3 separate regions of the Homo sapiens genome follow, and all the other regions are linked to region 3. A link is a loop called in an ENCODE intact Hi-C map of the cell type or tissue named here. Cell type or tissue: A673. All regions are shown on one strand.

What was found. Peaks named below come from ENCODE experiments on the same cell type or tissue, not always from the same donor. Only the 100,000 strongest peaks of a DNase experiment are listed, where the experiment ranks them.
Region 1: it touches region 3 in a loop (7-fold over the local background); 6 of 110 quality-filtered maps call a loop at or near these places.
Region 2: it touches region 3 in a loop (7-fold over the local background); 33 of 110 quality-filtered maps call a loop at or near these places.

The regions. Positions count from the first base shown.
Region 1 is chr16:24,312,315-24,314,814 of GRCh38, forward strand. The region is part of intron 1 of CACNG3 (calcium voltage-gated channel auxiliary subunit gamma 3); the gene reads left to right. Among named protein-coding and RNA genes, the nearest start is that of CACNG3, 57 kb to the left of the region's middle. In A673, no CTCF peak of the experiment used is centred here; a DNase peak (open chromatin) is centred at 997; H3K27ac peaks cover 2,434 bases.
Region 2 is chr16:24,254,667-24,257,166 of GRCh38, forward strand. CACNG3 (calcium voltage-gated channel auxiliary subunit gamma 3) reads left to right here and starts at 1,669. Exons shown (of 4, transcript NM_006539.4): 1 at 1,669-2,299. The coding sequence starts at 2,089. RefSeq lists an enhancer at 1,417-2,144. In A673, no CTCF peak of the experiment used is centred here; a DNase peak (open chromatin) is centred at 1,405; H3K4me3 peaks cover 1,571 bases; H3K27ac peaks cover 594 bases; H3K27me3 peaks cover 745 bases.
Region 3 is chr16:24,497,947-24,500,446 of GRCh38, forward strand. No RefSeq gene overlaps it. Among named protein-coding and RNA genes, the nearest start is that of RBBP6, 40 kb to the right of the region's middle. In A673, a CTCF peak has its summit at 1,469 (motif pointing left); a DNase peak (open chromatin) is centred at 1,455; H3K27ac peaks cover 2,500 bases.

The DNA.
Region 1 (2,500 bases), 190 kb before region 3:
TGATTTGGTGAATTGCATAATGAAAAGAAATACAAAGAGTATGACGTCCAAAGTCAGATTACCTGGGTTCTAAACCTAGCTCTGTCACTTGTTAGCTGTGCTCTTTAGCATAAGTTCCTTATCCTCTCTGTGCCTGTTTTCTCATCTGTAAAAAAAAATGGGTGATAATAATAGTTATCTTCTGGAGCTGTTGTGAGGACTAAATGAAAGTATGCTTCTGGCCAGGCACGGTGGCTCACACCTATAATCCCAGCACCCTGGGAGGTTAAAGCAGGAGGATAGCTTGAGGTCAAGAATTTGAGACCAGCCTGGTAAACATACCAAGACTCTGTCTCTTAAAAATTTTTTTTTTAATTAGCCAGACACTGTGGCACACACCTGCAGTCCCAGCTACTTGGGAGACTGAGGCAGGAGAATCACTTGAGCCCTGGAGTTCAAGGCTGCAGTGAGCTATGATCCCACCACTGTACTCCAGCCCTGGACCACAGAGTGAGACCTTGTCTGAAAAAAGGCAGGGCAGAGCTGGGCAAGACAGGGTGAAAGAAAGAAAGAAGGAAGGAAAGAAAAAAAAGAAAGAAAAGGAAAGAAAGAAGGAAGGAAGGAAGGAAGAAAGAAAGAAAGAAAGAAAGAAAGAAAGAAAGAGAAAGAAAGAAAAGAAAGAAAGAAATAAAAGAAAGAAAGAAAGAAAGAAAAAGAGAGAAAGAGAGAGAGGAAGGAAAGAAGAGAAAGAGAGGGAGAGAGAGAGAAAGCGAGGGAGGGAGGAAGGAAGGAAGGAAGGAAGGAAGGAAGGAAGGAAGCTTCTGTCATCCAGTAAGCACTGAATAAATAGTAATTAATGTGTATAAGCCATTAGTCTTTTTAAAAAATAACAGTAGCTAGAACATATTCATTAAAACATTCACTATTCCAAGAACTTTTTATAGTGAACTCCTTTATTTCTCAAAACAACCCTCTGAGATAAATCCTATTATTAGCTCCAATTTACAGAAGAGGAAAATGAAACTCAGAAAGGCCAAACAACGTGCCCCAGGTCACACAGCTTGAAGTAATACAGTTGGGATTTAAACTTGGACACTCTGGCTCCAGAGTCTAAGCTCATAAACCCTACACTAAGTTGTCTCAAGAGTTCCTTTCGGCACTTTTATGTTTTTGATTTTTTTATTTTTTACTTATTTATATTTGTTTTTAGAGACAGTAACTCACTCTGTGTCTCAGGCTGAAGTGCAGTGGCACGATCATAGCTCACTACAGCCTCAACCTCCACAAGTGATTCTCCTGGCTCAGCCTCCTGAGCCAGGCACATGTCACCACACCCAGCTAACTTATATACAGACAAGGTCTTATAATTTTCTCCAGGCTGGTCTCAAACTCCTGGCTTCAAATGGTGCTCCTGCCTCAGCCTCCCAAAGTGACTTTTATGTTTTTATTTATTTATTTATTTATTTTTTGAGATGCAATCTGGTTCTGTCGCCCAGGCTGGAGGGCAGTGGTGTGATCTCGGCTCACTGCAACCTCCATCTCCTAGGTTCAAGTGATTCTCCTGCCTCAGCCTCCCGAGTAGCTGGGATTACAGGTGCGCACCACCACACCTGGCTAATTTTTGTATTTTTAGTAGAGACAGGATATCGCCATGTTGGCCAGGCTGGTCTTGAACTCGTGGCCTCAAGTCATCCACCCGCCTCAGCTTCCCAAAGTGCTGGGATTCCCAAAGTGCTCATCACACCTGGCCTTATGTTTTTAAAAACGTTTACTTTTCTACACCCTTCAGGATAAATGAAAAAATGAAACTGGCCAAAAAGACAGATCTAGCAGTTTTTCATGTGCTAAAACAGTTTTCCTCAAGGTATGCTTGTCATGGGTTACTGGTGTGCTGAGCAGGACCAGTACATAATTTATGGGGTCCAGCACGAAATGAAAATGGGGAGCCTTTGGTTCAAAAAAGTGTTAAGAATTTCAAGAGAGTGACAGACAGTAGAGCACTAAATGAAGCCAGAGACGCTTCTCAGTGTGGGACCTCGCATAACTAGTCAGGCAGAAGTCGCAGCTTCTTATGCAGAAGTAAGAATCCCCTTGGCCCTCAGGTCAGTCCAGCAGCCACGGGTGATCGAGCTCCAGGCCAGCTGCCTAAGGGCTGTGAGCAGCCTTGACCTTTCTCCCAATGCACCTTGATGTGAAAAAGGAAGGAAGCCTTGTGCTCGTGGATGAATCTGGACAGCAGGCTCTTCTCTAGTCTCCAGCACATCTGAACCAAAGCCCAGTTCTGAAAAGAAAAAGATTTATTAACCATCAAAATGTTCTGCATGTGTGGGTTGCCACAACCCTCACGGTATAGATATATATGTCCCTGTGTTTCCACCGACTCCCAGCAGACATGTGGCAGCTACATTTTGAAGCCTGGCAAATTCTCCTAGGACTCTCGCCTCCTCCTCCTCCTCCTCCTCCTCCTCCTCCTCCTCCAACCTCCACCTACTCTCCTTCATTTTCATGCCTTCCAGGAGTC
Region 2 (2,500 bases), 240 kb before region 3:
CTTAACACCAAAATGAAAGTAGCAAAGTCACCAAGAAGTTGTGAGCTGCATTTGCGAACCCTTCAATATATTCCTGCTACCCAGTCACCTGAATAGAAGTTCCCAGGCAGCCAGAGATGGCACCAGGGGAGTATGTTTGTCTGCGATTACCTCCCGTTATATTTCTGTCCAGCTAAATAACATTCAAACATGACAGTTGGTTGCGGACACATCTCAGGAACTGTGGAAACAACCCAAGCAACCTCATTTCCAACTATCTGACCTCTGGATATCAGTCCCAGGATGCCATAAGAAAAAAAATAATAAGGGCATTTCTGTGGGCTGTTTCTAGTCAACTCGGTGTGTGCCCATGCATATGCCGGAATACATAGTAATAAAAAGCTGGTTAAATGCTGGTCCTTTGCAATACTGGCTATTTCCAAGGAAGAGAGCTTTCAGGTGTGCAATGCCATTTGCCCTTTGGACTAACAAGCAAAGCAGACCTAACTTCACCTGCTTCATGGTCTCACTTAGATAACAATGTTAACAAATGATATCTCAGAGACCTTTGAACAAAATCTGACATTTTCAGTGACTCTCCCACCATGAATCCATCACCCCCTTCGATGTAGATATGTTAAAATGTATAAAAGGCATATTCAAAGGCCAAAATCTTATAGTCTTTTGCCCAAGGTCCCTAATATGTGTATGACAGAGTCTATGTATATTTAGCTTCTTCCATCTTTTAGGAATACATGATCATGTATATATGAACAGTTCCGGGTCTGATCTGAGCGGGTTGTCTTCGGTGTAAACCAGAGCTCCAGAGAAAGGAGGGTAGACATATTGGTTTGTTTGCTGGGGAACCAAATTGAGACAGACTCTACACAGATGTGATTGTGACAACACTTTTTGCCCGCCTAAGCGAGCCATAGAGCCGTCTCCAGAGCTGCCGGTGCCTTTAAGAAGACTCGGTCTTTCGGGTCTTCTTTTTCCCCAATGGGCTCCAGTGGTGCCCGCAGCAAAAGGCAAACTTGCCTGGCTCATGGGGTGAAAGGGAGGATTGAAGAATGCCGCGTTGGGTGGGTGCTGAGGGAGCGCCAGAGTGCGCTACGGGCTTCGCTCCCCTTCCCCTTTCCTTAACCCTTCCTAGAGCGGAGGAACCGGGTCGTGCTGCAGCGCCCAGGAGCCAGGGCGCTGACTGTCCTCGGCTCCAGAAACTTTGCGCGGAGAGTGGGCTTGACTGGGCAGAGCCGAGCCGGCTGGCTGACCCGGGAAGGAACGGGGGAAGGGCGGGGTGAGGGAAGAAAGACCCTTTAGCACCCCGGGTTTCTAGCCCGGGCGGCGGTGTGCAGCTGCATGAGGGAGCTGTCCCTTCGGCACCACGGACCTTAAAGCCTAGGCGTTAAGACGACGGAGGCGGGGCAACAGGCGGGGAGCTGTCCCTTCAGCACCACGGACCTTGGCGCCCCCAGGGAAACCAGCCGGCCCCCGCCCCAGGACTCTGTCTTTTCTCCAGTTTGAGCGGGGGTGTCGGGAGCAGGCGGAGAGCTTTCCTGCGAGGCTGTGGAAGCAGTGAACACTCTTCTCAGCGGCTCGCCTCCCAGCAGTGCTATTTTTTGCCATCCGCCCTCACCCCCAGCACACGCGCTCGCACACACACGCACGCACGCACACACACACACACACACACTCACACAGAGACCTCTCTGGGTTTCTTTGCCTTGAGTCTCCCGGGGCTGTGAGAAGCCAGGCGCATCTCAAACCGAGCTGGCAGCTCCAGGCTCCGGAGCCATGCCCTGCACGGACCCTCGTCTTTACCACGCTCCTGAGGAATGAAAGGAACCCAGGGACCCTCAGAAGGCAGCAGTGATGCGGACCAACCCCCCGGAGCCTGCACCCTTCCGAGGGCCATAGGCGACCCAGGGAACTGGAGAGAGCTCCAGAAAGGAAATCCCAGCTTTCCCAAAGTCCCTGTGGATGCTGACAAAAGGAGACCTGAATTTTTGGAAGAGCCTGTACTAGGTTACCCGGCTGCAGAGTGATTTTCCCCTCCGGCACTGACTCTCCCCCTCCAACCCCCAGCCGTCCAGAGTACCATGAAGAATTATGAGGATGTGTGACAGAGGTATCCAGATGTTGATCACCACTGTAGGAGCCTTTGCCGCTTTTAGTTTAATGACCATTGCAGTGGGCACGGACTACTGGTTATATTCCAGAGGTGTGTGCAGGACTAAATCTACAAGTGATAATGAAACCAGCAGGAAGAATGAAGAAGTAATGACCCATTCGGGGCTGTGGAGGACCTGCTGCCTAGAAGGTATTTACAATTTCCTCTCAATAGCTCTGAATAATCCAGTTCTGATATTCTGGTGGGTGTTTGGAGGAGATGGAAATGGTGATAAGGAAAGAAGAGAAGTTCAAATTATTGCTGAGAATGTGCAGGTGCCCAGACTCTGTTAACAGCAAGACTGACGCCATGTGGGTTAAAGGGGTTGGGTCTTGTTGATTGTTTTTAGTA
Region 3 (2,500 bases):
GTAGAGGGCCAGGCGCAGTGGCTCACACCTGTAATCCCAGCACTTTGGGAGGCTGAGGTGGGTGGATTACTTGAGCTCAGGAGTTTGAGACCAGCCTGGGCAACATAGTGAAACCCTATCTCTACCAAAAACACAAAAATCTAGCTGGGCATGGTGGCACGTGCCTGTAGTCCCAGCTACTCGGGAGGCTGAGGCAGGAGGATCACTTGAGCCTGGGAGGCAGAGGTTGCAGTGAGCCATGATTGCGCCAGTGCACTCCAACCTGGGTGACAGAACAAGACCCTGCCTCAAAAAAGAAGACAGATTGAAGTGGTGCTTCTACAAGCCAAGCGAAACCAAAGATTGCCAGCAGACCACCAGAGGCTGAGGGAAAGGCATGGAACAGACTCTCTCTCATGGCCCTCAGAAAGAACCAACCCTGCTGGCACCTTGAACTTGGACTTCCAGCCTCCAGAACTATTAGAGAATAAATGTCTGTGGTTTAAGCCATCCAGGTGGTGGTACTTTGTTTCAGCAGCCTTCCAAACTAATGCACAGCCCTTGGGCAGAAAGGAACCACTAGATGATGGCCCCCACACCTCCTGGGATCAGACCTCGGACGATAACCCACGGGAATGGGGCCAGCCCCTTGGCCTTAAGTGGGGACCAGCTCTGTGTTGTCATTTTGCTTCCTGTGGCATTAGTGAGCTTTCTGTACTGTTTTATCCTGCTTCCTCACTCATCTCCTCCTGAGAATTCTTGGTTTCCATCTTAGGATCTCCTGCTAGGGAACCCAACTCAAGTCAAAGGATGAGAATTTGCATTCCCTATTACCCCATAGGCAAGAAATGATTACTTTCTCTCCTCCCAATCTCCACCTCACCATCAAAGAAAGATGGGCGGCAGCCTAAACCTTGTGGGTATTTTTTGTTTTGTTTTTGTTTTCTGTTTGCTTGATTTCGGGGTGGTTTTGTTTTGTTTTGTTTTGTTTTGTTTGAGACAGCCTGGCTTTTTTACCCAGGCTGGAGTGCAGTGGCTTGACCTCGGCTCACTGCATTCTCTGCCTCCTGGGTTCAAGTGATTCTTTTGCCTCAGCCTCCCCAGCAGCTGAGACTACAAGCGTACACCACCGTGCCCAGCTAATTTTTCTATTTTTAGTAGAGACAGGGTTTTACCATGTTGCCCAGGCTGGTGTTTTTTGTTTATTAAGAGATGGGGTCACCCTATGTTGCCCAGACTGGACTCTACCTCCCGGGCTCAAGCAATCCTCCCGACTCAGCCTCCTGATGGCTGAGACTACAGGCGCCCACCACCATGCCTGGTCTGTGTTGGCTATGGTCTGTGTTGAAGCCTCCCTTACTTTGAGTGAAAAAGAACCTGCTCCTAGGCCTATCTTTGGGATAAGAAATTGTACTCGGCTCACCAAGGCCAGGGTGGTGGAATTACGGAACAGAAGCGCCCTCAGCTGGCAAGCTGGAATTAGACACACCCAACTCAATTTCTCCTGTGGAGAAGGAACAGCGAGGGAACACCAGCCCTCTACAGCCTTCCTTCCTCCACACACGCACTGCTACCCATGCTTTCAGAAATACTAAGAATTAGCCGAGCGTGATGGTGCATGCCTGTCGTCCTAGCTACTCCAGAGGCTGAGGCGGGGGGATCTCTGCATCTGAGAGTTTGAGGATGCAATGAGCTATGATCATGCCACTGCACTCCAGCCTGGGCAACAAAGCAGGACCTGGTAATACGGTTTGGGTCTGTGTTCCCACCCGTATCTCATGTCGAATTGTAACCCCCAATGTTGGAGGTGGGGCCTGGTGGGAGGTGATTGGATCATGGGAGGGGATTTCCTCTTGGGTGCCGCTCTCATGATAGTGACTTACCACTAGAGCTGCTCATTTAAAATTGTGTAGCACCTCTTCCCCTGTTTCCTCCTGCTCCAACCATATAAGAGGAAACTGCTTCCCCTTCGCCTTCTGCCATGATTGTAAGTTTCCTGAAGCCTCCCCAGCCATGCTTCCTGTACAGCCTGCAGAACCATGAGCCAATGAAACCTTTTTTCTTTATGAATTACCCAGTCTCAGTTATTTCTTTATAGCAGTGTGAGAACGGACTGATACACCTGATCTCTAAATTAAAAAAAAAAAAAGTTAAATACTAAGAAGTGATTTGCAGAGCTTGTAGGGGTAAAGCTGGGTCTAGAGAGGGCTCAAAAGTACTGCTTCCCCATATCCATCAGTTCAAAGAGTGCCTGGCCTCGATCATAGACTAGGGCAGAGCTGGCCTCCAGCATCTGTCCAAGAATGTGACCCAGACCTCCTGCCCCAGAACCTCCTAAGGGTGAGAACAGGCCTTTGGGACTCTGCCTCCCTCACCCTCACCACCATGACCCGGACCCTGTGTTTCTTGTTTCATTCCTTACTAGTCCAGATAGTCCAGGGTAGGAAGGCTTGGAGGGACAGAGTGTGGGATAGATGTGCACACACTGCAGCTCTGTGTCTGTGTGTGCATGCAGGGCCAT